3 separate regions of the Homo sapiens genome follow, and regions 1 and 2 are each linked to region 3. A link is an interaction called in ENCODE POLR2A ChIA-PET data of the cell type or tissue named here. Cell type or tissue: OCI-LY7. All regions are shown on one strand. Links, peaks and the distances in the headings refer to the core of each region. The heading gives the core; the rest is flanking DNA. Region 1 overlaps INPP5D (inositol polyphosphate-5-phosphatase D). Region 2 overlaps INPP5D (inositol polyphosphate-5-phosphatase D). Region 3 has its middle 29 kb from the start of ATG16L1.

The links. ChIA-PET counts read pairs that join two places held together with the same protein. Peaks named below come from ENCODE experiments on the same cell type or tissue, not always from the same donor. Only the 100,000 strongest peaks of a DNase experiment are listed, where the experiment ranks them.
Region 1: POLR2A ChIA-PET joins it to region 3 with 5 read pairs; 6 of 35 experiments call an interaction of 5 or more read pairs at or near these places.
Region 2: POLR2A ChIA-PET joins it to region 3 with 9 read pairs; 4 of 35 experiments call an interaction of 5 or more read pairs at or near these places.

What each region holds. Positions count from the first base shown.
Region 1 is chr2:233,071,703-233,081,932 of GRCh38, reverse strand. It overlaps INPP5D (inositol polyphosphate-5-phosphatase D), which reads right to left. Exons shown (of 27, transcript NM_001017915.3): 2 at 2,535-2,598. Among named protein-coding and RNA genes, the nearest start is that of INPP5D, 16 kb to the right of the region's middle. RefSeq lists enhancers at 140-229, 7,943-8,648. In OCI-LY7, for the core only: a CTCF peak has its summit at 7,660; DNase peaks (open chromatin) are centred at 3,952, 4,942, 5,772 and 7,672; H3K4me3 peaks cover 4,294 bases; H3K27ac peaks cover 5,000 bases.
Region 2 is chr2:233,095,325-233,105,554 of GRCh38, reverse strand. The region is part of intron 2 of INPP5D (inositol polyphosphate-5-phosphatase D); the gene reads right to left. Among named protein-coding and RNA genes, the nearest start is that of INPP5D, 40 kb to the right of the region's middle. In OCI-LY7, for the core only: CTCF peaks have their summits at 6,555 and 6,755 (motif pointing left); DNase peaks (open chromatin) are centred at 3,524, 4,754, 5,204 and 6,724; H3K4me3 peaks cover 2,322 bases; H3K27ac peaks cover 3,430 bases.
Region 3 is chr2:233,217,175-233,227,404 of GRCh38, reverse strand. No RefSeq gene overlaps it. Among named protein-coding and RNA genes, the nearest start is that of ATG16L1, 29 kb to the left of the region's middle. RefSeq lists a silencer at 3,956-4,107 and an enhancer at 10,115-10,230. In OCI-LY7, for the core only: no CTCF peak of the experiment used is centred there; a DNase peak (open chromatin) is centred at 3,724; H3K4me3 peaks cover 390 bases; H3K27ac peaks cover 2,582 bases.

The DNA.
Region 1 (10,230 bases), core at 3,408-8,407, 150 kb after region 3:
TCATACACAGACTGGCAGCCCCTGAGTGGCTCATGCGGAGAAAGCCGTGGAGGCTGAGCCATCAGACTCCTTCTTAGGACTGGGGACTGAGAAGGGAGGCTGCTGGCTGGGAAGAGCGGCCCCACAGAGAAGAGCTGATCCATGGGAGAAGCTGCGTGCAGACCCCATGCTCTTCTGGTTCCAAGGCCCTAGGGCGGCCTTCTCCTTCCTGGCTCTGCACATCTCCACAAAGGCTGCCCACCCCTTACCCCTTACAGAGTCAGCCAAGGCGAGTTTCTGTTCCCTGCACCACCACCACCCCCTGCCCAGTAGCCTGATGAGGCCCCGGATTTCATCAGCAGTTCCCAGGGTCACAAGATGTCACAGTAGCAAGAGTATGATGGTGACAGAGAGGGGCAAACCGGAGACGCAGTCTACACATTTACAGGCGGCGGGTGCCGACTCTACTAGAAGCCACAGAGTCATGTCTTTTCCAGTCATACTTAAAGTTTTCTTCACTTTGAAGGAAGAGAAGAAACCACAAAGGGAAAAAAGATCAAAAGCATCGACCAACTTTTAACTTAAGAGAGTTTGCCGACTCCTCTCAGCAAACCACCTATCACAGATGCCAACTCTGCCAGAAAAGCTCATGCCCTCCTAGACTTGAAAAAAATGGTAGAGGTCATTGAGGCCAACTGCCTGCCCCAGACAGGGCTCCCCTCCGCTGCTCACATCCCACACATGGTGAAGAGCCCCTGTCAGAGACAGACATTCCCATGGCAAATAGCTGCCAAGCGCTGGAAAGGACCTTCTCGTACTAGGTGTGCCAACATCTGCTCCTGGTGACTGCTAAGAACCAGGCCAAACCTGCGGGCGCCCTAGGCCAGTGGAAAGCCTTCAGCAGATGTGCCTTAGAGGCTGCAGTGGACTCAGGGGCAGGAGGATGAGGCAGCCGGCAGCAATGCCAGCCTAACTACGCAGGGAGTGGTTCTGCTTGAGCCTAAACTCGCATCTCCTAAGGAGGCCTCGCAGCAAATGCCCCTGGACCGGGCTGCATCACACATGCCCCTTGGGCCTCTCTCAATCACATCGCTCCTCGAAGCAATTCCTTCCATCCTCATAAGCTGTCTTCCTGAGGGGCGTTCTGCTCACCACGCTCTCCCTCTTGACAACTTCTGGAGGATTTTTGCCTCCAGGGACTTGCCTGTGGTCTCCCCACACCTTGAGTCCAGCTCCCTGTCTACTACTGCATCCTAGTTAGCACAAAATGAATCATTCCCTTCAAGCTTTGAAACTGAAGAGTGTACCCTGCCTCTCCCCTCCCACTTCCACTTTCTTTTCAAACAAACTCCTCCAACGCCGTCATTGCTCTTCCATGACATGATATCCAAACCTTTGTCGACCCCGGCTACTCTGCTTGGGACGTGGATGCACTGCTGTGCCTCTTACTCTAGTCCCTGAGAACTGAGCATCTCTCTCTCTCTCTCTCTGTCACGTGCACACACACACACACACACACACACCCGGGATGTGGAAACTTTGTCTCCTTCCTTCTTGCCACCTCCATGTGCTCTTCATGTAGCCAGATAACAATAGCTTTCCTGGCTTCCACACACTCAGTTGTCACATTTTGTGGCGAAACAAAGGCTTTAGTAAACCGTGCTTAGGGTGGCCTTCCCGGGCTTGGACGGGTGCAGCTGATTTTTGTTTTTAAATTTAACTGCAGCCTGGCGGGGTGGCTCATGCCTATAATCCCAGAACTTTGGGAGGCCGAGGTGGGCAGATCATTCGCTGTCAGGAGTTTAAGACCAGCCTGGCCAACATGGAGAAACCCCATCTGTACCAAAAATACAAAAATCAGCCGGGCATGGTGGCGGGCACCTATAATCCCAGCTACTAGGGAGACTGAGGCAGGGGAATCACTTGAACCTGGGAGGTGGAGGTTGCAGGGAGCCGACATGGCGCCACTGCACTCCAGCCTGGGTGACAAGAGTGAAACTCTGTCTCAAAAATAAAAAATATTAAAAAATGAACTGCAAGTTTTGCACATTTTGACTTTGCTTGGTGAAATCAGATGCAGTGAGCACCAGCCTCGGACAGAACAGAGTTCTACAAATGGAAAGGCACTGTTTTGTGCTAGTCTCGCAGCCCCTCAGAAAACACGGTCTGTTCTCCTGTAAGTTCACCTCCCTTCTCTCCCTCCTGAGCCACTTCCTCTCTCTCCTTTGAGAGACTGAAGACAACAGTCGGCCAAGCCACAGCCCCTCCTTTCCCTTCATCTCTGGACAGTCTGCTTCACCTTCGTTTCCTCTTCACACCTATGGACCACAAATAGCCTGTGGCATGCAACTCCGTCATGTCACAGAGCAGGGTCACTTGGAGGGCCCCAGTTTACCAGCTAAGCCACCCCATGGACACCTGGGAGGAAGCCAGGCTCAGCCAGGCCTTCACGTCCGGCTACCTGCGCGTGCACTTCCTTCCTCATCGTTTACACCCTTTCTCTGCCAGTATCGGCTGAAGTCAGGTTCAGATTTCTAGGTTTATAAAGGACTCACCTGAACAGTGAATTTATCATCTTCATTGGGCAGAATTCTGTAAGTGTAAACGCAATTCCGATACCTGAAATAGATCAAAGACTTTATTAGAACCCATGCAGGAAGACCCGGTTTCCTCTTAACTGAAAAGACAAGACTTCCTGACACAGCTTGAGGAATCTGGACACAAAGTCTCCGAATTTCGGAGCTGACCGTTCTCTTAAGATGGAGGTGAGTCCTGACGTCCAGCAATCGTGGGCTGAGGCACTCTTATTCCCCCACTGCTTCTGCACTCAGGGAGCACCAGGAAAAGGTTGGGGGGGGTCATTTAGGTGGGGACCCGGCAGCTAAAGGATCTGATCTAAAGGAGTCTGCCACATGGAGGGGCTTTCTTAACCTCTCGGCTGCCAAGAAGATAGAGCAAGAGTGGGTGCTTGCAGGCCAGGCACGGTGGCTCACGCCTGTAATCCCAGCACTTTGGGAGGCTGAGATGGGTGGATCACAAGGTCAAGAGATTGAGACCATCCTGGCCAACATGGTGAAATCCCATCTCTACTAAAAATACAAAAATTAGCTGGGCGTGGTGGCGCACACCTGTAGTCCCAGCTACTTGGGAGGCTGAGGCAAAAGAATCACTTGAACCCAGGAGGCGGAGGTTGCAGTGAGCCGAGAATGTGCCACTTCACTCCAGCCTGGCGACAGAGTGAGACTCCGTCTCAAAACAAAACAAAACAAAACAAAAAAACAACAAAAAAGAGGGGGTGTTTGAAGAAGAAACACGACTCCAGTGGGCCCAAGCAGAGCGGCCCATGGTGAATGGAAAGCCAGGCCCAGCCACAGAGGGGCCACCTGTCAGGGGCAGGGATCACTCAGCACCTCGTTCCCGCTGAGCTCCCTGCCACCCCCAAATGGCTTCATCCTCTTGGACACTATGCCCCGTGGATTATCTCCCAGGGGTTGGCCACCAGCCTTGCCGAGACCTGGATTTGCCCCAGCAGCTGGAGAGCAAGTCTTGGGGTTGTTTCTAACAAGAAGGTCCTAGGAATCCCAGATTCTCTTCTCTTTCTAGAAGCTCTACCTTCCTTTGGCACAGTCATCTCTAATGTGAGGAGGAGAAGGTACTTTTCACTTTCCTAAAACCTGTGAGAGGAAAAGGGGGCTGTCAAGTGCTAGCACCTTGGGAGAGGGGCACACTGCGGTGGCCCTCAGCCTGCTGAAACCCTGGCAGCAGCTAACACCCATGGAATCCATCGGCTGCTGAGGCCAGAAGGCTGTCAGGAGATCGAGGGAAAGCTATTTGGATCTTAGGCTCTTACTTAAAGCTGCTGGTCTGTTCTCACCCACCATAATCTTGCCCCATTTTGCTACTTAAGATTCTCCTGAGCCCGGAAGGCTCACCTGGCCCGTAGAGCCCTGTAGACAGGACCAGCCTCTGTAATGAAGCCAGTGCCTCAGTGTAGAAGCTCCACACACTCACCCCCTCAGGTACAGGCACTCCACTGAGCATTTACATATGTTATTGGTATGTTTTGTTTAACTAGATTTTTTTTTTTTTTTTTTGAGACGGAGTCTCACTCTGTCACTCAGGCTGGAGTGCAGTGGCACGATCTCGGCTCACTGCAACCTCTGCCTCCCAGGTTCAAGCAATTCTCCTGCCTCAGCCTCTCAAGTAACTGGGATTACAAGCTCCTGCCATCACACTTGGCTAATTTTTGTATTTTTAGTAGAGAGAGTTTTTTTTTTTTTTTTTTTTTTTTTGAGACAGAGTTTTGCTCTTGTTGCCCAGGCTGGAGTGCAATGGCACGCAATCTTGGCTCACCGCAAACTCTGCCTCCCAGGTTCAAGCAATTATCCTGCCTCAGCCTCTCAAGTAGCTGGGATTACAGGCATGTGCCACCACACCCAGCTAATTTTGTATTTTTAGTAGAGATGGGGTTTCTCCATATTGGTCAGGCTGGTCTCGACTCCTGACCTCAGGTGATCCACCCACCTCGGCCTCCCAAAGTGCTGGGATTACAGGCATGAGCCACTGCACTTGACCCTGTTTAACTAGATTTTTTAAAATATATACTAACTTTAAAAAATGAAATCCATACAGAAAGATATAAAATAAAAAATAAACATCTCCTTCCCCACTCCCATGAGCCCCTCTTCTTAGATTTCCTATTCCTGTTTGTAAGTAAGTTCAGAAATTTTAAACATACCCACAAGATTATATATGCATATCTTTTTAGATGCCAATAATATCATACTATGTATACCGTTTTCTGAAATTTGTTTTTTTCACCAAAAAAGATCATAGAGGTCTTCTCAAGCCAAGTGAGAGATGGTTTATTACTATTTTCATCATGTTTCACCATGTGCTGTACACGTGTTGACGTTTATTAGTGATTGTAGGTAAATCACTAGAAGGTGACAGCTGGCTAAATGACCTGGAGATTTGCTATTTTGATAGAGACTACCAACTGTACCAACTGTCTTCCAATGAAGTTGTGGCCTTTTTTTTCTCCTACTAACCGGATATGAATGTGTCTATTTCCCCACACCCTGCCAACTGGCTGTTATCAGACCTTTTAATCTTTGCAAATCTGAGAGGTGAGAATGATAACTTGCTTTAATTTGCCTTTCTTTATGAGAAAAGTCCTTCAGCATGTTCCCATGTTTAGTTATCTGTATTTCTTTTTCTGTGAATTCCCTTTTGTGTCTTTGACTCGCTTATTTTGGTATCATTTTTTGCTTAGTTATGAATAAGACTCTGATATATGCTACAATATATTTTGGAGTTATTTTTAACAGGTTGTTTTTAAAGCTGTGTAGATGTTTTACAATTTTATGTGGCTAATTTTACAATATTTTATTTTATGGCTTTTGCATCATGGGTACTTAAAAAGAATTTTGAGTAATTTCACTTCCACATGTCTCTTCACTTCACATAGAAAAGGTGATTTTTCTGTCTTTCTTCCATGGCTTTAGTCCCCATCCTTCTGCTCCCTGTCCTACCTCCAGAGCCTGAATTGATACAATCGTCTTGCATCAGAGATAGCAAGGATGAATCTCTAGTCCAGTGACACTACATCTCCCAGGGACACCTCTGGGACACAGAGAACCACTGGCCTCAATCCCCTTTGCAGAGCCTGCCAGACAAATGTGGAGATAGCTCAACTCTGCTGTGCTCTTATTTTTCAATGCTCTCTTCCCTTGGCACTTCCTCCTGTAGGTATGCAAATGAGGTGAGGGGTGAGAACAGCCTCTTATTTGGCTGAGGGCAGCTGACTTGTGGAAGAGCTCCAGCCAGCCCAAACATCAGCCTGTAGACAGAGAGAAAGAACATAATCACGAAGGGAGAGTCAGAGGCAGGCGCACAGAACAGGAAAGGCTTTTTGGTTCAATCAAGTGTGGCAGACAAACCTTTATGGCTTTTTCAAAGATGTTCTAGAAACACTGAAACAAAGAAACAGCTCCATGTTACCAAAACAGATCAGAATTCAAAAGCTAGTATAACAGGAAGAAGATACTTCCCCCTTAGACAGTAACATCTCAGCAGATGTTAATGACCCTGCATAGCCAATGCACAGGGCTGGACATTCTGACCCCCAGGGCTGAATCAGTTTCAACCTTCAAGGGAAAACATACAGCACCACCCCACACACACCCCATCAGCCCCGCCACACACAAGTCGTTGGGTGAGCAGTAGTACCAAACTGTATTCCACGGGTGTGGAGGCTCTGCCAAGCGGTGGAGGAAGGTGCTCACTTGGCCTGCCACCCCACCAGCAGTTTGTACTTCACTCTGGTCCTATATACACACACACACACACACATATACATGTGCACACACAACATATGCATACATGTGTATACATGTAACATGCATGCATGCATGTGTGTATGTACACATGCACACACACACACACAATATCTTGCATGCAAAATGTTTAAAGCAAAGATTCTACAACTAAATAGTGTTTGGCAATTGCTGCCCTGGAACATAACCTGGAAAACATGCTCACTGCTCTTTAGGGGCAGTGGGTCCCGCCCAGCCCTTCCCCAGCTCTTTGTGGTGATTTGGTAACACCTTGTTACGCTAACACTGGCTCTCAGCTGAGACTCCTCCCAGTGACTGGATGACCTTTCAGAGTAATCAGATCAGGATTATTCCCATTGGAGATCTGGGTTAGGATAGCACTGGGCCCAACAGTACTTCCTTCTGCTAACAAATGAGATTTGTTCCATTCCCAAATGAAGGGGGGCTTACAGCAAATTTCCCATGTGACTCCCACAGGTGCTGGGTGATGACAGGTGCCCACCCTGTGCTGAGTGTGGAGGCAAAGAAGAGGCAGGAAGGTGCTTCTCAGTAGAAGAGCATTTCTGGACCAGGTCAACCCTGATGTAGTACGAGAAGTTCTACTCTAATATGGGAGGACAAGCCCGTGGAAGTAGGAAGAAACATCATCGTGTTTGATTCTTTCAGATAAATCTTAGCATTTCTGTGTGGCCATTCCTAGCCAAATGAACACTGACAGCCAGACCCAGGAACATCTTCACCATGGACAGACCCACAGAGAGACAGAGAATCCAACTATAAAATTCAAGAACCTCTTTGTGTTCCTATCTTGCTTTGCTGATCTGCTCCTGTAATTGCTTTTAAATCCTTTTGTGACTCTTGTTACGTATCATTTCTAATTTCTAATGTTTTTGTCTGTGTTTTTGCATTTTCTTAAGACTTGTGTTTCTGCAGATTTCTGGACAAGATGGGGTAGGAGAACGGGGGCTGGAAACCCTGCGTTCAAAAAAAAAACACAAAAAAAACTATTTGCACCAATGTAGAAGGACAAGAAAATGTGTGGCAACCTTGGGAAACAAACTGTTCACCATTCGCCACTCCAAACCTTGAAGAATCACAGCCAGAGAGAAAGCTAAAGTTGATGAATGAAAAGAGGCCATTTCTTGCTAACATGGACCCCTCCAGAAGGGAGAAAGCATTAACAGGTGGCTCAGCTGGCCAGGAGGTGAGAGATGGAGGTGAGGCTGGCCGAGTATTATTGGGAGCTGGCTGAGCACCCCCACAACAGCTTGAGGGTCCAGCGGGCTATTCCTCGTCTGACAGCTACTCAAAGACAAGACCCAGGTATGAGGCGCCCCCTCTCAACCCTTGGAGGGAGCCCATCCTCTGTGTGTCTCACCACACCCTCATCTCTGGCCCCACCACCGGCTGGATCTTGAATTGTCATCTCCCATCCAGTGCCAGTCGTTTTAACCCACTCCCATCTCTGAACAAATCTGATCCAATTGTTCTCGACAGTTCTTTGTCAGAAAAGAAAAATCACCTGACCTATGAAAACATGTCACCATCCAGAAAAGGGCATTTTCCTAAGGACTCCAGGGAGTTACTTCCATCTTAAATAGAATCACTGATAAAAATAAATTCTGGACAAGTCTGATTTGTGAACTCAGGAAGATTCGAGAGACCACTGCATATCAGAAATTGGAGGGATTGATTGTGAAAAATGAGCAAACTGAGATAAAGGAAACTGACCATTAGGGACAGCCGGGACGTTTAGAGTCAGAATTTAACACACGACAGAGGCAGGAAATAGCAGCTATGGATTGGAGAAAGTGAACGAGGAAAAAGACACACTCAAGAAAGTGGTACTAGAGGAAAAGACAAAGATTTAAAAAAGAGAGGGAAGAAGAGAAATACAGAAGCTGATCTCAGTCCTACAGATGCAACAGGGCTTCCTGAAAAGACAGAGATTTTTTTTTTTTTTTTTTTTTTTTTTGAGATTGAGTTTCGCTCTTGTCGCCCAGGCTGGAGTGCAATGGCTCGATCTCGGCTCACTGCAACCTCTGCCTCCCAGGTTCAAGCTGTTCTCCTGTCTCAGCCTCCGGAGTAGCTGGGATTACAGGCACCCGCCACCATGTTCGGCTAATGTTTGTACTTTTAGTAGAGATGGGGTTTCACCATGTTGGCCAGGCTGGTCTTGAACTCCTGACCTCAGGTGATCCGCCTGCTTCAGCCTCCCAAAGTGCTGGGATTACAGGCGTGAGCCACTGTGTCCGGTCCAGAGATCATTTTTTAGAATATAAAAACAAAAAGCAGAAGAGATTAACCAACCTAAGAGCCTGTCACTTGAAAAGTAGGAGATTAAATGGACAAACCTGTGACAAACAGAATCAAGGAAAGAAACAAATGCGAGTGAGCTGGACAGCCTCTCCCTGCCTCCCCTCCCCCAGCGAGACCCACTCTCTACCCTTTTCCACCTGCCCTGTGCAGCCAGCAAATCTCCGGGGGCTGCTTTACCCAGGTTTGGCTGAAGCGAGGCACCAGCAGGGTGAGTGAAGGGGGGATGGGCTGATTTGTTCCACTGACCCCACCCTGCCTGCTGCAGATTTGCAGGGACAGAACTCCACCTCTGGAGTCTCCTAGCTGCAGCCCTGCCAGGTTCTGGTGACACAGCTCTGGCCACTGCCTCTTCAGTTCAGGGGTGGGAATGGATCCTGAGGGTGCCAGCCACTGGCTGCCTTGCCATTCCTGTCTTTATCACTCCTGTTGAACATGCCATCTATTTCCTGCCAGGACCCTGGGCACCACAAACAGTTAGAAATGAGAAAATGAAGACAGCCACAATAAAAGAGAAAACTTACAGTTATACAAAACTATGCATGATTGTTTGCCAGAAATTTTGAAAATCTCAACAAATAGATTGTTCTCTGAAAATTACGTATAACTTAACAGAAGTGACATGGGAGGAAATAGAAAACAAGACCAATTCAACACTAAAGAATAAATTGAAGTAAATATTAAAGAATTATCTGTATAAATGGCATTGAGAAGAAGTGGCTTTACCAACTTTTTTTAAGTATTTCAAAAATCAGATAATAATTATGCTACATAAATGCCTCCAGAATATTTTGTAAAATATACATGACTTAAAACCATAACATAACCAAAATCAGGTAAATCAACCTCAACTATGAATACATATATAAAAACCCTAAATAAGTTTCAGAGTACAATAAAAAAGTATTGTATCAAGAATAGTTCATTGTAATCATGCAAAATGGTTTCACATATATAAACCAAATATAAATATATAAAATTATTTTACCAGTAAATGAAATAAGGGGTATAATATAATCATCACAATAGATATTAAAAAGGCATTTGATAAAAATTAAATACTCAGTCCTTCAGAACTCTTTCTAAAACTAGAAGAAGACTGCTTCTTCTTGGACATGACAAACAGCAACAATTACCTTTTATCAAGTGGTAACTAGGTGACAGAGGCTATCCCATGCCCTTCCCAGGTGGTCCATAGCGATTCTCACAGTATGTCTCCTTGAGGTGGATGTTTTCTTTTTCCAATATTCCCCACTGTAGTGTTTTAGAAATACTGGCCCATGCAATAAGTTATGAAATCTGAATAAGTGTCATAAGTATTTGGAAAGTACACCACAAAACAATGGTAATTTGTAGATGACACGAGAGTCAAACATGAGAGTCAAACAAGAAAATCCCAGAGAAGCAACCAAAAAACAATTTGAAATAATGAGGAGTGAGTAAAGTGACAGAATAAAAGATGGATTTATAAAATCTAAAACTTCCCTGTATGTTATCAGTTATAATGAAATGTAGGGGAAAATGTATTCACAATAGTAATAAGAGTATAAGATAATCAGAAGAAATTATAACAATAAATATGCAGGATCTATATGAA
Region 2 (10,230 bases), core at 1,849-6,848, 120 kb after region 3:
GTCCAGCAAAGGAGCAAGACACAGAACCATAAACAACTAAGAAAATATGACCAGGTGCAGAGGCTTGTGAAGAGAGGACAGTAGCTTGGGAGGGTGCTCCGGGAGACTCAGCCTGGTGGATCAGGGAAGGATTCACCAAAGAAGCTACTCTGCAGCTGAGATGCTCCTACTTCAGGTGAATAGGAGGTGGTGGGGCAAAGAGACAGGGAGCACCCTGGCGGGCGAAGGGAGCGGCACTGGCAAAGCACAGGTGTAGATAGAAATGACGGTTTCCAACCATAGCCAGGTTCTTACAGAGAGCGCAGCTGCTGTCCTACCCAGTTCCCTGGGACCCACTGACCGCCCCCCTGCTCCCATCCCCACTTCTGGGGGCTCTGTTGCTTTGCTGCCAAAGACCTAAGCCTGGTGCCTCAGACGACTGCCCTTGGGCACTGGAACCACCTCACCTATGGGGAAATCCAGGAGAAACCCGGGAGGTCCACATTCCCTATCCCTACCCAAGACAGCCAATGGGGGCCTGGAGTACATGTGCAAAAGCCCAGTTTCTTGCCTCCCTGTGGGACAAATTTGGAGGTGCAATTTATACTCCACAGCTCCTGTGAGATCAGGCCAGAGGTGAGACTTCACCTGAAACCACACCTGGTTTCCCCCTCTTCCCTGTCCTTTGTCCCCCACTCCCTTACTGGTTTCTCCTGGGAGCCCTTCTTTCATGAATTACTGGTACCAAGGCCTAGGATCTGCTTCTGGAAGAACCTGACCTATGGCGGTCAGCTCTCAAAATCAATCCTTGCACTTGTCCATCTCAAGCCTGTCCTCAACAGCTGACCAAACGATTCACCGTCAAGTCCTCAACTCAAGCCTCTCAGCACTGGGAAAGAATTTGGACCCCCCAACTTTATAGAAGAGCTGATCAGACATGAAAACCTTAGCTTCCTCTTCCTCTTCCTCCCCAACCATGGCCCATGAGGACCACGACCATCCCTCCCTGAGCCTACCCCCCATGGCTTCAGCACACTTCCGACCTCACCTTCTGTTTGCCCTGATCAGTCCCAAATCCTGCTCTTTAGCAGGGCCTCTGTCCCGTGAGTCCCTGAACCAGCTAGAGGGGATACCAGGGTGCCCTAAGTGTGACCGAGCATGCAAAGAAGCCTCAGCATTGAAGATGAAATGCATTGTGCATTTACCTCAGTGTTGGAAATGAATGAAGAAAAGGATGAATATTTTTTGAGTACTCAAACAGCTTCACTTAAGTTTCTGTTAGTCTTCCTATTTTACAGATAAAGAAATGGGGCAAGGCAGGCAGATCACTTGAGGTTAAGAGTTCAAGACCAGCCTGGCCAACATGGTGAAATCCCATCTCTACTAAAAATACAAAAATTAGCCAGGTGTGGTGGTGCGCACCTGTAATCCCAGCTACTTGAGAGGCTGAGGCAGGAGAATCACTTGAACCTGGGAGGCAGAGGTTGCAGTGAGCCAAGATTACACCACTACACTCCAGCCTGGGCGACAGAGCAAGACTATGTCTCAAAAAAAAAAAAAAAAAAAAAAGGCAGGGCACAGTGGCTCACACCAGTAATCCCAGCACTTTGGGAGGCGGAGGCAGGTGGATCATTTGAGGTCAGGAGTTCGAGACCAGCCTGGCCAACATGGTGAAACCCCATCTCTACTAAAAACACAAAAATAAGCCAGGCATGGTGGTACATGCCTGTAATCCCAGCTACTCGGGAGGCTGAGGCAGGAGAATTGCTTGAACCTGGGAGGTAGAGGTTGCAGTGAGCCGAGATCATGCCACCACACTCCAGCCTGGGCAACACAGCAAGTCTCTGTCTCCAAAAAAAAAAAAAAAAAAAAAGAACTACTTTTCTGAGAGAACACCCTAGCACTGGGCAGATCACCCCCTCGGCAGGCAGCCAGGATACAGAAGGGCCAAGTGACTTGCCCTGGAAGTGGCAGAGGCAGGACTTGAACCCAGATCTCAGGTTCCTTCCTCTAAGTTCTACGCTCCTGGACTCTGAAAGATTGCCGTTCTCCAATCTCTCTGCCTGTGTGTTCTGGTGCCTTTGACATGAGGCAAGCCTGCCTTGAGCTCCATTCCAAGGGCCTAGTTACTGGTGCAAAGCCCTCCCGTCTCTCTCAACATCTGTGCTGGATAGAGAAACCCAGGAACATAGACCAGGACAGCCATTGTGGAGAATAATCAGGTACAATTTAGGCAAATTAAATATGAGCATATGCTATGACCCAGCAACTTCACTCCTGGGCATATACCCCAGGGCTCACTTTGACAACCCACCTATATGGGTTGTCATTCTTTGTGCAGCAGAGATTTGCAGGGAACCTGGATGCCCATCACTGGGACAGTGGACAAGTAGTGTGGTCAAGGCATACATGGGGTGTTTTGCAGCAGCCAGAAGCAAGAGCTTGCTGTGCACGCAGCAGCATGGAAGATCCTTTGGTGAAAAGGGGGAACACAGAATGAAAGCTATGATATGACTTCAGTCAATTTAAAATGCATGCACCCAAGACAACAATAGTGTTTTGTAAGAACATATTCAAATAAAAAGACACCCATTCAAATGGTTTCCTAGGAAGGGGAGTGTTATACAAAGTGCAATATGGGGACAGAAGGGATTAAAACAGTTTGTAAAGTCATGGCTTTGTAGTGAGAAGGCGCTGTGGTTTTTTGGTTGTTTTTTTTTTTTTTTGAGACGGAGTCTTGCTCTGTCGCCCAGGCTGGAGTGCAGTGGCGTGATCTGGGCTCACTGCAAGCTCCGCTTCCCGGGTTCATGCCATTCTCCTGCCTCAGCCTCCCGAGTAGCTGGGACTACAGGCGCCCGCCACCACGTCCAGCTAATTTTTTTTGCATTTTTAGTAGAGACGGGGTTTCACTGTGTTAGCCAGGATGGTCTCGATCTCCTGACCTTGTGATCTGCCCGCCTCGGCCTCTCAAAGTGCTGGGATTACAGGCGTGAGCCACCGAGGCGCTGTGGTTTTGATCACATAGCCTGACTATGAAAGACCGGTTCTTAGCTCTGCTGTGGCTTCTCTGATTTGAGCTGAATTAATTGCCAAAACATTCTGTGCCTCAGTTTCTTCCTCTCATTCTGGCCCATGGGGAAAATCACGAAATGTGAAACTTGGTGTGAGTGAAGCAGGCGAGGTGTGGGACACTAGGGAGAGGCGGGGACTGGGGCCCATGGGGGAAACACCCCTTCAAAGGCAGCAGCTTCCAGTTAGCTCCAGTTACAGCATCATGGGGTAACACAGGCCTTGGGTGCTAGAATTTTAAATTTTTCAGAAGGTAAAAGTCCAGATTCCTAGATGAAATCTCCGATTTTTTAATGTTTGTGACTAAGTTTTAAAACACCATGTCAGCTACGAATGTCAATCTTAGCTCCACGACCAACTGGTTGTGCGATCTAGAGTACAGTATCTAACTCTCTGAGACCAAACCAGTTTCCTTGGCCGTGAATGAAGATTTCAAGACCTACTTGCCCAAGTGGTTTAACGAACTAACAGAGCCCGGGGCGTGGCTCCCAGTCAGTGAGAGCCACGGTCATCATGCAGCACCTGCTCTGCTAACTGTGCTAATGGACCAGCAACTCCCATTTCTCAGATAAATAAACTGAAGCTCAGAAGAATGGGCAGTTTGACCCTGATCACACAGTCAAGGAAGCAGACCAGGCAGGTAGAAAAAACATCCTTCCCAAACCTGATCACAAGGAAGAGGTAAAACTGATTAACTTATAAATAAGTTAATATAATATAATGTAATTATAAATATAATATAAATAAATATAATTTATAATAAATAAATATATTTATATTATATATAATATATATTATTTATATAATATGCAATTACTACTTATATAATATGTAATATATAATATCTATTATATGTTATATATTTAATAATAATATAATATATAATTATATATTATAATTATTTAATAATTAATTGATTTTAATAATGTTATATGACATATATGTCATTATTAATTATAATATAATATATGATATATCATTATTAATTTATAAAATAACTTATAAATAAGAGTTTGGGGATTAAAAGAGCTCTAAATAAAAAGAAGTGATTATTAATCTGTCTGACTCCTAACAGGTGTGACAGGAGTCTCTAATAAAGACGTCTACAGTCCTAGAGGCAGGCAGACCTCGCCAGGACTTGGCAGATGTGAGCTGATAACACACATGCCCATGGGGTGCTGGCACTGGCTCCTACAGGCTCAAATCCCAGTTTTCCAGGAACCCCAAGAGCTGGTTGTGAATGCAGCCACTCTGGTGGGAGCTGTGGTTAGAGTGTCTCCACGGTAGAAATAGGCAAACACTACAAATCACGGGCTTGTTTTCTTCCCTGGAGAACTGGTTGTCCAAGGTTTACCATGGCATGTGGTCCAGTGACATTGACCCTTTTGGCAAAATCATCCCTTCAGTCCCCAGAGACCAGACCTCCTGATACACCCGCCTTCCCTTCTGCATGGCCCCCATCTCCAGAAAGCAAGTTTGGATCAGGAAGAAATGCAGTTAGCACAAGATGGTGAATGACTCGTTGGGGGCACACGGAGGGGATTACCGTTCAGTGAGGAACACTGAAAGATGGCAAAGGGCCAGACCACGACAGGAAGCTTCCGCCTTCTTTGAGGGGTAGGTGAGATTGTCTGAAACCAAGAAATGCCAGAAAGGGACAGTAACAGTGTTCTGGGTGGCAAGTGCAGTGACAAAAGTGAGCCCTCCAGCTCCCCAGTGGGGCCCACCCTGCCCTCTGGGGAAAGGAGGCTCTAACAGGAGCAGACAGGTCACACCTGCAAAGGAACTGAAAGTCACTGCTCTGAGGAACTGGGACCAAACCCCAAGGCAGAAAACAGGCTGTGACGACCCCAGCTTCCGTAGAACCAAGCCTCATCCCAGGGAAGAGAGAGAGCTCTGGGTGAGCGAGCTCAACCGGGGGTGCCCATGAGTCCATGGGGGATGCTGAGAGGAGAGAGCCAGGACACCTGAGGGCAGGCCAGGGGGAATTCTGATTGTCACCGGGAGTAACGTGGGCTGTTTTGGAGTTTACAGTGTAGTGAGCTTGACGTCCACCCCAGGCAAGAGGCTAGATGAGATTACTAACAGCATGATCTGTGAGGAGAGGCAAAGCAGGTGCTGGGCCTGGGAACCAGCAGGAGGTCACTGGGAACACACCAAGTCAACTAAACCTGTTTACCAGTGTGTGGTTGCTGGCCTCACAAGTTGGGTAATTAGTTGCGTCTGATGAATATCATAGCTCAGTGGCCTACAGCAGTCAGGCGGGTGATGTAAATGAGTGGAACAGGCTGCGAGTGAGGCGACAGGGCGAGGTGGGGATGGTGACACATCAAAGAGAACTGCCCCATTGAAAGGGAATGCTTCCACTCTGATATGGTTTGACTGTGTCCCCACCCAAATCTCATCTTGAATTGTAACTCCCACAATTCCCACGTGTCGTGGGAGGAACCCGGTGGGAGGTGATTGAATTATGGCGGCTCTGTTCTCGTGATAGTGAATGGGTCTCATGAGATCTGATGGCTTTAGAAATGGGAGTTTGACTGCACAAGCTCATTCTTCTCTTGTCTGCCACATGAGATGTGCCCTTCACCTTCCGCCATGATTGTAAGGCCTCCCCAGCCACGTGGAACTGTGAGTCCATTAAACCTCTTTCTTTTGTAAGTTGCCCAGTCTTAGGTATGTCTTTATCAGCTGCGTGAAAACAGACTAATACACGCCCCACCCCAGCTACATCACTGTGGAATAATCAAGGGTATCAGATCTTCAGATTTTTCAAGGAAAGCTGAAAATCCAGATTATTATGTAGAAATCTCTGAATTTTTAAAAATGCTTGTAACTGGTTCATAATTTTTAAAAATATGGGTTGGGTGAACAGAACACTAAATCCAACATAGGGGCCACCAGATTGTGATCTTTAATCTGATATCTATAGGTTTCCATAAAGCATTTTATGGGGTTCATTTGTGATTTTGTTGTTGTTGAAGAGCACAGGGAGAGAGATGGGCCTGGCTGAGGCCACACCAGTGTCAGTCCAGACATAGGCGTCTGTGCTGTTGGTTCCTCCTTTCATTCACATCAGCAATTCAGATAAGGATCCAGGAGGCAGGCCTTCCAATGTGGGGCTGCCATCCAGCTAGGAGGATGGCACACATGCCAGGTGCTAGAGCCAGGATGAAGCTGACCTCAATGGTCTGGAGTAACGGGCTGGTGTAGCCATGGGAAGTTTAGGACAAAACAATCTAAAGTTCCAAGTCTCGGCTGGGCACGGTGGCTCACACGTGTGATCCCAGCACTTTGGGAGGCCAAGGTGGGTGAATCACCTGAGGTCAGGAGTTCGAGACCAGCCTGGCCAACATAGCAAAACCTCGCCTCTACTATAAATACAAAAATTAGCCAGACATGGTGACGCACACTTATAATCCCAACTACTCCGGAGGCTGAGGCAGAAGAATTGCTTGAACAAGGAGGCGGACGTTGCAGTGAGCCAAGATCGCACCACTGCCCTCCAGCCTGGACGACAGAGTGAGACTCTGTCTCAAAAATAAATAAATAAATAAATAAATAAATAAAAATAAAGTTCCAAATCTAGCTTAGCAGGAGCACATGTGAAAAAGACGATGGCATTTTAGTCGATGGCAAATACATTGTGAAGCTGGATCGCTGAATGGGCGCCCCCTGGTGCCACTGTCTGTGAGACTGCACTCGTGGAGGGGCGCCCGGTGGGAGGGTCAGTCCACTCTGCAGGCCTTGGGTTCTGAGACCCCCATTAGGAAGGACAGGCACCAGGTTGAGTGTGTCATGGGAGGTGGATCTGGGATGGCCTGGGGTTAAGAGGGGCGTGCGGAATGGCTGAAGTAACCCAGAGGGTTTGGCCTGAAGAAACCTCAAGAGAGACCTGCCTGGTTTTTCAAACAGTTGAGGCTTCCATGTATCTCCTGAGGGGAGAACCGGGATCCAGGAGTGGATTTTATAGGAGGCCGATTTCTGCTCTATTCAAGGAACACGTTAAAGAAGACCAGAACTATCTAGAGATATACAGGTTGTGGCCTGAGAGTTTCCTGGTGTCTGGCCCTGACCACGCCTCCAGCACCACGTCTCACCAAAGAGGAGCCTCGCAGTGGGTTGAGCTGGCTCAGAAGACCCTGTGGCTCACCACTGGCTAAGTTTTCCAGCTCCTATCCACGGTGCTGGTCCCATTTGGGCACCATTCGGTGAGTGCCCATCTCCCAGCACTCCTGTTGCACTCCTTGTCTTTGACTTGCATCCTCCTCCTGGAGCAGAAACATCCTTGGAAATCGGAAGTGAGACAACCAAGGCCGGGTGCAGTGGCTCATCCCTGTGATCCCAGCACTTTGGGAGGCTGAGGCAGGTGGATCACTTAAGGTCACGAGTTCGAAATCAGCCTGGCCAACATGGTGAAACCCTGTATTTTAAATCTACTTAAAATACAAAATTTAGCCAGGCATGGTGGCGCATGCCTGTCATCCCAGCTACTCAGGAGGCTGAGGTGGGAGAATTGCTCGAACCTGGGAGGTGCAGGTTGCAGTGACCGAGATCGCGCCACTGCACTCCAGCCTAGGCGACAGAGTGAGACTCTGTCTCAAAAAAAAAAAAAGAAATGAGACAACCAAAAGCACCATGCCACTGATCTGCAGCATTGCACGGCGGGTCCCAGCCAGCACAAAACAGATCAGAACAACTCCCCTGTCCCTAAATGAGTTGCATTGGAAGGAACAGACTGTCTGCCATTATTTGCACAAAACAAGATCATTTACCTAGGGAAGCCAAAAGAATAAATTCAGAAACTATTAAAATGAATAAGAGAATTCAGACAGATATTTAAGAGTACCCTACCGAAACTATCACTTTCCTAGATACCCACAAAACCTAACCAGAAAATGTCATGATGGAAAAGGAAGATTCTGTTTGCAAAGGTAATTAAAGCTACATCACACTCAGTAACAGAGCAGGTTTAAGAACTATATGGAGAAAGCAGAAAAAAGATATAAAAGAAAAGCTGAATAAATGGAGAGAGAAACCATGATCTCAAATTGAAGGACTTGATGTTATAAGAACATAAGTTATTTATAAATTAACCTATTAATTACATGTAATTGCACAAAATTCTAACTGGGATTTTTTCAGAGAACTTGACAAGCTGATTTTAAAAATCACCTGGAAAAGAAAATGCATGGCAAGCAAGGACTAATGAGAATAATAAATGGGAACTTAGTCTGCCAGATAAGGAAACACACAAGAAAGCCACCTCGATTAAACCTATGCAGCTGGGTCAAGAGTAGATTAATCTATCAATGGAACAGGAGGAGGCGTTTCAAATCAGATTAGGACTATGGGGGAAATTAGCACATGATATAATGGCATTGTGAATCAATGGGAAAAGGATGGGCTATTTAATACGGTGTTGGCTATCCATTTGGACGGTGAAGTTATAGTCCCTATTTTATACCAAACATAAAAATAAATAAAGAGCTAAACATAAAAACACATTAAAAATTGTTAGAAGAAAATAGCATTTTCCCTAAATAAATAATATTGGGATGGGTGATTCACAAAACTCAGAATCCGTAAATGAAAACATTTGACTACCTAATGGTTTTAAACTTCCACATGACAAAACGCACCATAAACAATGTTTAAAAACATTGCAGGCTGGAGAAAATATTTTCATATAACTTACCCCCAAAATTAATATACAAAACATATAAAGGGTTTTTAAAATCGGAAATATTTTTAAAAAGGAAAAAATGGAAAAAGAATATAAATAGGCAATTGACAGGAAAAGAAACACAAATGGTGAATGCATATATGAAAATAGGCTCAGTGTCATTTCTTTTGAGATGGGATCTCGCTCTGTCACCCAGGCTGGAGTGCAGTGGTGTGATCTCGGCTCGCTGCAACCTCCGCCTCCCAGGTTCAAGTGATTCTCCTGCCTCAGCCTCCTGAGTAGCTGGGGTTACAGGCATGCGCCACCACGCCTGGCTAATTTTTGTATTTTTAGTAGAGTTGGCATTTCACCATGTTGGCCAGGCTGGTCTCGAACTTCTGACCTCTGGTGATCCGCCCAGCTCTGCCTTCCAAAGTGCTGGGATTATAGGCATGAACCACCACGCCTGGGTCATTAGTGTCATTTCTAATGAGAGAAATGCAAAATAAAATATTGCGATCACATATTTCACTCATTGTCTGCTGAAAATTACAGGCACTGGTAATGTCCAGAATTGAGATGTGTGAGCATCATGAGGACCAAGAGACACTGGGTGAGAAGGTCACTCGGAAGAGCCCCGGGCAAAGCAGTTTGGCAGTATTTTACAATCATATACGCATTCCTTCAACCCAGTAATAGTTTTTCTTGGAGAAAGCTTGTATGCACAGTCACAAGCAAGCCTTGCTTATTGTAGCATCTGTCTTTTGTAGTGAGAACAACAAAAAAGAAAATCATCTATGTATCCATCCATTATCGTTCAACTGTTAAAAAGCACAAAAGATGCATGAATGAACTTGGATCCATCTCACGGACAGATTGCTAAGGGAAGAAAGCAAATCGCAGAACAGTGTATACGGTATTATCCTATTTACAAAAACAAATATAAATATATAAAACATTTGAAAACAGTATCTGAGAAACTGTCAACAGTGGGACTAGGGTGGGGGATTTGCAGGACATTAGGGTTACCAATAGGAGAAGGGGATCTCTATTTCCTATGTATTTCCTTTGGTACTGTTTTAATTTTTTTTTGACCAAGCTGAGATATAACTTTTAAATGTAAAAAAAAAATTATTTTAAAAGTTCTATCTCCATTTTGGGAAGCCAAGGTGGGAGGATTGCTTGAGCCCAGGAGTTGTTTTTTTTTTTTTTTTTTTTTTTTTTTTGAGACAGTTTCAATCTTGTTGCCTAGGCTGGAGTCCAGTGGCTCGGTTCACTGCGACCTCTGCCTCCCAGGTTCAGGCGATTCTCCTGCCTCAGCCTCCCAAGTAGCTGGGATTACAGGTGCCCACCACCACCCCCTCCAGCTAATTTTTGTATTTTTAGTAGAGATGGGGTTTTACCACGTTGGCCAGGCTGGTCTCGAACTCCTGAGCTCAGGTGATCCACCCGCCTCGGTCTCCCAAAGTGCTGGGATTACAGGCGTGGGCCACTGCGCCTGGCCAAGCCCAGAAGTT
Region 3 (10,230 bases), core at 1,714-6,713:
TGGGCGCAGGGGTTCACGCCTGTAATCGCAGCACTTTGGGAGGCTGAGGCGGGTGGATCACCTGAGGTCAGGAGTTTGAGACCAGCCTGAGCAACATGGTGAAACCTCGTCTCTACTAAAAATACAAAAATTAGCTGGGTGAGGTGGTACGCACCTATAATCCTAGCTACTCAGGAGGCTGAGACAGGAGAATCATTTGAACCTGGGAGGTGGATGTTGCAGTGAGCTGAGATCACGCCATTGCACTCCAGCCTGGCCAATGAGAGTGAAACTCTGTCTCAAAAAAAAAGAAAACAAAGAAGAAAGAGTTGCCATCAAAAGATGATCTTATTCATTTTTAAACAAGTTGTGCTGGGTACTCTCCATTTGCCCCTCTTCCTCCCTGTCCATTGTCTGTTCTTCTCACTGTGCTCTGGGCTGGAGGCTGAGCCCTGGAGGGCAATACCACCACCTGCCCTCTGGATTCTGGTTGGGTTTGACCAAAGGGAAGAATCAGCAGGGGACAAAAAGGCAGGAGAAAAGAGAGGTCAAAGTAACTTTAATCTACAACTTTCTAACCTCTCAGTTGTTCTTGGTTTCTTTTCTGACAGCAGCTTCTAGCAGGGGTCAGTCTCCTGGGGTCCGGCTACCACCACCTCAGGTAATGCCATACCCACCCCCCTTCAGATCTAAGGAAGGTGGTGGCTTCCTGCTGTTGCTAGTCCCTGACCGCCTCCACATCCCTGCTACTTCTCTTAACTCTGCCTGTACCTCTGTAAATGGACTCTTCATTAAGGTCTCTCTTAAGGGTGCCCTGTTTCCTGTACATTTAGGCACATCTCTTTATATTCATAGGTTATGTGCATATAAAAATATCTAGTCTATTCAAATTATGGGGTTAATTTGCAAATATAATTACTAAGTTAAAATGATTGGGTTTATTTTCAAACACATAGATGTGTTTATGTGTATACACACGCATACAGACACACACACACATGAAAAACGTTAGCATGGGAACCTACCTTCTCCCACCTTCCTAAGGAGGAGAGGCCTTGTTGGTTCATTTGAGGGAATCAATGGACAGGGACCATGGAGAAAAGAAAAAACGTATGAGTCTCAATGTCACTTTATAAACCTGGGAGGGTGTGAACTAGACCAGAAAGGAAAGTGAGGGAGAAGGGGTGCAGAGAGGAGAGTGGGGTGCCTGGGCTGCCCTGAAGTCCTTTGGGAGAAAAGTGGGTAATGAGGATTTTAGAGAAGCTTTCTCTAGATTGTACAGTATGATTTTCCTCTCATTACTGCCCATCAGGAAAACCTTCCGTTATGATCAACATTTCTCTTTAAGGCTGTGGGATTTTAAAACATACCTGCAAGGTCTTCGACATTTCACCCATCAAAAGGTGGAGTCTAATTCCCTCACCCTTGAATGTGGGCTTGCTTCAAGTAGAAAGCAGCAGAAATGATTCAGCACAACTTCAGAGGCTAGGTCATAAGAGGTGATATGGCTTCCAGCTGGTGCACTCTCTCATTTTCTCATTCTCTCTCTCTCTCATTTCTCTGTCTCTCTATCTCTCTCTGTCTCTCTCTCTCTCTCTCTCTCATTTCTCTCTCTCTCTCTCTCTCTCATTTCTCTTTCTATCTCTCTGTCTCTCTCTCTCTCTCATTTTTCTCTCTCTCTCTCTCTCCCCCCTGGCTCTTAGAACCCAGCCAAGGGTGTTGTGAAGAAGCCAGAGAGTCATCCAGGAAAACCATACATCAATGTCATTGGTGCTCCAGGCACAGCCCAGCTCAACTGAGGTCCCCAATGACGCCATCATTAACCACCAGACTTGGGAGTGAATGAAGCTTCAGATGGTTCCAGCCCCCAACTTTCAAGCACACCCAGTGATGCTGAGTGCAGCTGATACAAGCTGTCCCCAACAAGCCCTGCCCAAGTTACAGATTTGTGAGCAAAGTAAGTGTTGTCATTGTTTTAAGTTTTGGAGCTGTTTGTTATGCAGCAATAGGTGACTGGCACAAAGCTTTTACAATCAGCTTGGGTTTCTTAAACTAGCCTTAAAGGGGCCCGGTGTTAATCAGTGACAAGGAGATGATTTGGAAATGGTATTTTTTGTCCTCTTAGTGGCTTTCAGAAAAATCCATCTTAGTCTAACGTTTAAAAATAAAAATAAAAACAGCCAAGCGCAGTGGCTCATTCCTGTAATCCCAGTACTTTGAGAGGCCAAGACGGGCAGATTGCTTGAGGTCAGGAGTTCAAGACAAACCTGGGCAACATAGCAAGACCCTGTCTCTACGAAAACTACAAAAAACTCAGCCAAGTGTGTTGGCGTGAGTCTGTAGTCCCAGCTACTTGGGAGGCTAAAGTGGGAGGATCACTTGAGCCCAGAAGATGAGACTGTAGTGAGCTGTGATCACGCCACTGCCCTCCAGCCTGAGCAACAGAGTGAGACTCTGTCTCAAAAAAAAAAAAAAATCCTTCTTAGGGAGAGTTATATATATAATATTATGACAAGCACTGTGTAGGAGATGCTTAATAAATATATATTTTGGGTGAACACATAAGCCACTTGAGGTGGGGTGTGGGACTCCAGGAGGCACACTTGTATGACAGTAGCCATTGAGGGTGGGTTTGGATGCCTCCAAGGCTCTTGTTTGGCTTGGATGAGTGGACAAGTTTGGATCTGAGCTCATTTGCTCTGTTTAATAGAGAAGGGAGACAGAGATAGCTTGGTGGTATATCTATGTAGGAGGAAAGAAAAATGGGTTTGAAAGCTGGTAGTGGAATTTTTCAGAGAGAAAACTGTCTTTTTACAGCAGAGCATCTTAAGGGCCATGGCTGTTGTAAAGCAGTGGCACCTCCCCAGCACCAAAGCATGGCCAGGATGGGCTTTGAATAGACAGAAAGTCATGTTGCTCAAGAGGACAGGTAAGAAGATTGTGGAAAGTTCTTAAGAGAGAGGGGCAAATGCAAGGGGCAAGGTAGCGGGGGAGCTCAAATAAAGTAGATCAGAGAGAAATTTCTGATGGCCCGGTGACTGAAGAATTCTAAAAACAAAGATTTCTTTAGCTGGGTATGGTAGCATGCCTGTAGTCCTTGCTACTTGGGAGGCTGAGGGAGAAGAATCATTTGACCCCAGGAGTTTGAGGCTGCAGTGAGCTATGATCGCACAACTACCCTCCAGCCTGAGTGACAGTGAGACCCTGTCTTTATTATTATTATTATTATTTGCTTTGAGACAGGGTCTCACTGCCATCCAGACTGGGGGCAGTGGTGTGATCATAGCTCACTGCAACCTCGACCTCCCTGGGCTCAGGTGATCCTCCCAGCTCAGCCTCCTGAGTAGCTGGAACAACAAGCACGTGCCACCATGCTCAGCTAATTTTTTTTGTGTGGTTTTTGTAGAGACAGGGTTTTGCCATGTTGCCCAGGCTTCTCTTGAACTCCTGGGCTCAATTGATATGCCTGCTTTGGCCTCCCAAAGTGCTGGGATTACAGGTGTGAGCCACGGCACACAGCTGACTCTGTCTCTTAAAAAAAAAAGGAAAAGAAAAAGATTTCTAATTGTTGTTTGTACGTTGTTGACTGTGTGGTCTGTGATGAATCATCCATTGCCCCCCACTTTCAGTGAAGTCTGCCTTACACATAGCCTTTCGTTGGTGGTATTTTAGGGAGTAAAGGAATCAGGGCAGGGTCTAGCATGGGACAGAAAACGGTCAGACTAGAAATACGGATGTGAAACTAGAAGCTACTGAAAGACGCATAGCTCCCCCCAAAATCCCCTTTGAGTGGTTGCTCTAGAGATTTAAATATATATATCAGTCTATTTAGAGTTAATATTGTACCATTTTATGTAAAATGTATAAATCTTGGCTGGGCACGGTGGCTCACACTTATAATCCTAGCATTTTGGGAGGCTGAGGCGGGAGGATCACTTGAGGTCAGGAGTTCGAGATCAGCCTGGCCAACATGGTGAAACCCCATCTCTACTAGAAATACAAAAATTAGCTGGGCATGGTGATGCATGGCTGTAGTCCCAGCTACTGGGGAGGCTGAGGCAGGAGAATCACTTGAACCAGGGAGGTGGAGGTTGCAGTGAGCCAAGATCGTGCCACTGCACTCCAGGAGCCTGGGCGACAGAGCAAGACTCCATCTCAAAAACAAAAAAACAAAAAAACAACAAAAAATACGTGTAAATCTTGCAATCGTATAGCTCCATTTACCAGTCTCCCCGCTTCAATTGTCGTAAGTATTACATTGGTATCATTCTAAACTCTATAAGAAAATGTTATAATCATTTCTTCACACAGTTATATTTTAAAGAAATTAAGAAAATTAAGATAAAAAGTCTTTTATATTTACCCATGTATTTACCATTTTCAATCCTTTCCATTCCTTCCTGAAGATCTGAGTTTTCCCCTATTATCATATCCTATCAGCCTGAAGAAATTCCTTTAGGATTGTTTATAGTAGATCTGATAGCAACAAATTCTGTCAGTTTTCTTTAATCTGAAGATGTTTTCACTTCATTCTTAAGGAGATCATCACTGGTACTAGAATTCTGGGTTGACTTTTTAAAATGTCTATTTCTCTCTTGAGATTTATATCATTTTGCTTGTTTCAAGACTATTTTCTTGGCAGGGTGCGGTGGCTCACGCCTGTAATCCCAGCACTTTGGGAGGTCGAGGCAGGCGGATCATGAGGTCAGGAGATCGAGACCACGGTGAAACTCCGTCTCTACTAAAAATACAAAAAATTAGCCGGGCGTGATGGTGGGCGCCTGTAGTCCCAGCTATTGGGAAAGCTGAGACAGGAGAATGGCGTGAACCCGAGAGGCGGAGCTTGCAGTGAGCCAAGATTGCGCCACTGCACTCCAGCCTGGGTGACAGAGCGAGACTCCGTCTCAAAAAAAAAAAAAGAGTATTTTCTTTTATGCCCCTGAGTATAGTTATAGTAGCTGCTTCAACATCTTTGCTAATTCCAGCATCTGGAATGGGGTTGATCATGGCTGTTTGTTTTTTCTCTTGAGATGGGTCACGTTTTGTGGATTCTTGTTATGAAACAATTTTGAATGGTGTTTGGACATTAAGAAAGATTATGGATTTTCAGAATTCTATTGCATTCTTCTGAACATTATTGACTTATTAAGGGCAATTAATCTGGATCAACACAAATCGCAAATTCTGTCTTCTCTAAGATGTTAAATAATTTGTCCAGTCACAAAGTTAATAGATAACTAACTTCAGATAACTTATAGGTGAGACTTTGGCAGGAATTATTTACTTCTCTAAGTTTTCATCTAGGTTTAAAAATTTTGTGCTAAAAATGGGCACTCTCTCAGCTTCCACTGGGTTCTCGTTGATGTGAAGTCAGTACTTGCAGCCCTGTCTGCAGTCTGTGCTGTTTACTGTCATTGCTCCTTGCTTGCCTCAGGCTTGTATCTTATAGATCCTGAGTGGTAGTGGCTCATTTCAGCTGTGTCAACTTGATTAGATTGAAGGATGCAAAGTATTGTTCCTGGATGTGTCTGTGAGGGTGCTGCCAAAGGAGATTAGCATTTGAGTCAGTGGACTGAAGAGGTAGACCCACACTCACTGTGGGTGGGCACCAATTTAATCAACTGCCAGTACAGCTAGAATAAAGCAGGCAGAGGAGATGGGAGAAGGGGACTTGCTGAGTCTTCCAGTCTTCATCTTTCTCCCATGCTGGATGCTTCCTGCCCTCCAACATCAGACTCCACATTCTTTAGCCTTTGGACTCTTGGACATACACCAGTGGTTTGCCAGGGGCTCTTGGGCCTTCAGCCACAGACTGAAGGCTGCACTGTTGGCTTCCCTACTTTTCAAGTTTTGGGACTTGGACTGGCTTCCTTGTTTCTCCACTTGCAGACGGCTTATCGTGGGACTTCACCTTGTGATCTTGTGAGTCAGCTCTCCCTAATAAACTCCCCTTCATATATACATCTGTCCTATTAGGTCTTTTCCTCTAGAGAACCCTGACTAATGCAGCAGCCCTCCAACAGGGAATGGAGCCTTTTTCTACATCCTTAGATAGATAGAGCAGGGCTAGGGTTGCCAGATAAAATACAGGAAGTCCCGTCAAATTTGAATTTCAGATACAAACCTTGAATTTTCTTAGTATATTTTAGATATAATATTTGGGACTATACTTACACTAAAAATTATTGTTGCTTTGAAATTCAAACTTAACGAGGCATCTGATATTTTATTTTTTATTTTTAAAATTTGTTTTACTATTCATCTCATCAAGAAGCAAGGCATCTTAAATTTCTATTTGCTAAATCTTTGACAGTTGGGCCCTGAAGTATTATTGCTTGTGCTCCTGCTTGTGTCTGGCAAAGTTCATCCCAGAAGCTGCAGCAGCCCCTCTTCCCATGGGGCCCTGGGGGAGTGTTTGCCAGGCTCTTGTTCTGTGCCAAGCACCTGGGGACAGAGTGGAGAGGCCATGCCTTGCCATGGGCCTCGGTGGCCTCTCCTTTTCTTTTGTTACCCAACATAGCCTCTCACAAATACCCTCCCTCTTCCTTCAGCTATCGAAGTGCGGTGCCGCATCCCTATTACCTTCAATAGGGATGGTACCAGGTTCAAGAGTCTGAAGAAGAGATGCAGTGCCAGCAAATGGGACATAGGATTTACTGGGAACTTACATACAGGGATGGTCCATTTGGGCTCAAGACAGAGTGGCAGCAGGCAGACAGGAGAACTGCCACCACTTGCAAAAAGCATGCAGTTTATAGAACACCTTCACTTAGCAACTTCTACCTGGCAACCTTCCTTTAACCCAAAACAAAGGGCCTTCATGCTCTCTATGGACCACATTCCACAGGATGTGCTGGGGGCTCAGATGTTCCTCAGAGTTAAGGAATGAATCTTCAGATTGGCCATGCTGGAAACTCCAAACACACATTCAGGTGTGTCTGCCATGCAGGGTTGTTCTCACGGTATGCTTCAGTTATTGCTGTCAGGTGCAGCCACCATGCACAAGAGACATCATCAAGCAGATCAACTCTGGCTCATGGACTCCTCTCGGGCTCACCTACCACTTCATGGATTGTGTGACTCTCCATTTGGGCTCAAGACAGAGTGTCTGTCCTACTGAGGAGCCTGTGAATGTGTCTGCCCCGTGCCCCCACCCCACCACCCCTGGCCCCCTACTGCTCTAACTTCACCCTACTCACTCTCATTCATGTAACAGTGTACATGTAACTCTATTTTGCTGCTAACCCCTCACCCCTACTGCTATGGTATCTCTGCATATAGGCCAAGCTAACTATGGGAGAAATTTAGAGTTTAACCTTAAAGCAAGGATGATAAGAGCCACTTCCCAAAACTAGCCCCCAAAGAGATAAGGAGGGTGTGTACACAAGTAACAATATTATGTTAAAAATGTATAAGAGCACTGTGACCTGACCAGGGACAAAGAAGTTTACCCTTGCTGCCACTCAGTTGTCTGTAGTCATAGATCACCTTTTGATCTCAACCCCTCCCTCTCCCCTTTTTCCCTAATATAAAAGGATTCTGAAATTCATATTCGCTATAGATGTTACTTTCTTTTTTTTTTTTTTTCTTTGAGACAGAGTCTACCTCTGTTGCCCAAGCTGGAGGGCAGTGGCATGATCTTGGCTCACTGCAACTTCCACCTCCTAGGTTCAAGCAATTCTCGTGCCTCAGCCTCCCGAGTAGCTGGGGTTACAGGCGTGTGCCACCACGCCCGGCTAATTTTTGTATTTTTAGTAGAGACAGAGTTTCACCATGTTGGCCAGGCTTGTCTTGAACTCCCAACCTCCAGTAATCTGCCCACCTCAGCCTCCCAAATTGCTGGGATTACAGGCATGAGCCACTATGCCTGGCCCAAGATGGTTCTTTAGGGCATTAGTCCATTATCTTCTCTGTTTTGCTGGCTTTCTAAAATAGAGTCTTCTTCCTTGCCCCCATACCTTGTCTCTTGACTTACTGGCTGTTGTGTGGAGAACAGTACAAGCTTTGGCCTTGACTGCATTCCACCACACTCCAGCACACCAGTTCTTTCCCGTTTCTTGAACACACCAAGCTGTTTCTCCAGGCCTACACATCTCCTTCTGTCTGGAATGTTTTCTCCTCATTCTTTGACACTGGACCATCCCACATTACAGAACTCCCCCAAGTGAGGTGTCCCTCTTCAGCAATGACTCGCCGAGCACCCAGGAATGTCAACCCAAAGGCACAGAGTAGGCATCAGAGAGGCCAGGGGCCTGCAGGATGGCCGGGCAGTAGAACTCTGTCGGGTGTTGTGACCCATGTCATGCGCAGCAGTCTGCTCTCACCTGCCTGAAGGCTCTCTGGCCTTGGGAGTTGGCTTTGCTGCATAGGCCAGAAGAGCTAAGGTGTTAACGCCCCTCCCAGAGGCAGCCCTTCACTGTGACTCAGAGTTGGCCTGGTAGCACCCAACTTGCTCCTCTTTGGGTTTTTTAGAGACAGGTCTCCCTTTGTCACCCAGGCTGGAGTACAGTGGCACAATAATGTCTCACTACAAGCTTGAACTCCTGGGCTCAAGAGATCCTCCTTCCTCAGCTTCCCAAGTGGCTGGGATTACAGGTACACGCCACCACACCCAGCTAGTTTTTTTCTTTGTTTTTTTGTAGAGACGGGGTTTCACTATGTTGCCCAAGCTGGTCTTGAACTCTTGGCCTCACAGGATCCTCCTACCTCACCCTCCCAAATTGCTGGGATTACGGGCGTGAGCTACCATGCCTGGATCCTGCTTGCTCCTCTTTGCATGGGGTGACACAGGCATGTGTTCCCAACAGTGCCTGCAGGGTAAGCCCAGGTGGCCACAGTGGCTCCCTGCCCATAGAACGTTCTGAAGCAGCTATATTGTCTGGGGTAAATACCTGGGGTTCACTGTCTTGCCAGGAAAATTTAGGACATGGACACACACAAGGAGTTTAGGAGCGGAGGTTTAATAGATAAAAGAGAGACAGAAAGAGAAAGAAAAACAGCTCTCTCTCTAGTGAGAGAGATGGGACTTCCAAGAGGAAAAAGATAGGAGGCTGAGGCAGGAGAATGGCATGAACCCGGGAGGTGGAGTTTGCAGTGAGCCTAGATGGCACAGGTCACTGGGGGTATGATGGCTTAGCTTGGGCTCTGAGCCCTGACACTTAGGCAGATAGTGGGGATACGGAAGTCCCCGGTAAGGTTGTCCTTTTAATGAAGAGCAACCCCAAATTATTTTCCTTTCTAACAAAAAGCAGCCTGTAAAATCAAGCTGCAGACATAGACACCAGCTGTTGTGCCAATCATGTTCAAGATGGCAGCTCCATCTTCCCTTATCTCTGTCAGCCACGTGTACAGTAAGGAGCAGACAAGATGGCCGCCAGCCAAAGGGAAAGTTCATTGCATAATAAGATTAGGGTGGGGCAACCAGCGTTCCCCTTGCTATGTAAACGTCATACCTGATGGAACCAATCTGTGAGCCCTGTGTAAATCAGGAACTGCCTCCTCAAGCCTGACTATAAAGTCCGGTGCATCCCCCACTAGCCCATCTTTTTTTTTTTTTTTTTTTGAGATGGAGTCTCCCTCTGTCGCCCAGGCTGGAGTGCCGTGGTAATCCCATCAGTTTGCTGACTCCTTTTTTGGACTCAGCCCGCCTGCACCCAGGTGAAATAAACAGCCTTGTTGCTCACACAAAGCCTATTTGATGGTCTCTTCACACGGACATGTGAGACATTTGGTGCCCTCAAAATCACAAACTATGCTCAACTCACTCTCTACAGTTCTCATAACTTCCAAAATCTATTTTCTTCCTCACACCTGACACATACTTTCTGCTCCCCAGCTCCTTCAGCTATATTCACTCTTTGTTGAGTCTCCCACAATTACCATTGTTCCTGGCCCGGACTTCAATCTGGCCTTCCACGTTATTCCGGATACCACACCTGACCCCTATGACTGTATCTCTCTGATCCACCTGGCATTCATTCCATTTCCCCATATTTCCTTCTTTCCTGTTCCTCACTCTGATCACATTTGGTTTATTGATCACATTTGGTTTAGTCCATCAGGCCTAATCGCCACTCACTAGCAAAGGCAGGCTATGCTATAGAATCTTCCACATCTATCATTGAGGCTACCGCTCTGCCTCCCTCCACTACCTCTCAGGAAGCCGAACTCATTGCCTTAATTCGAGCCCTCACTCTTGCAAAGGGACTACACGTCAATATTTATACTGACCCCATATCCTGCACCACCATG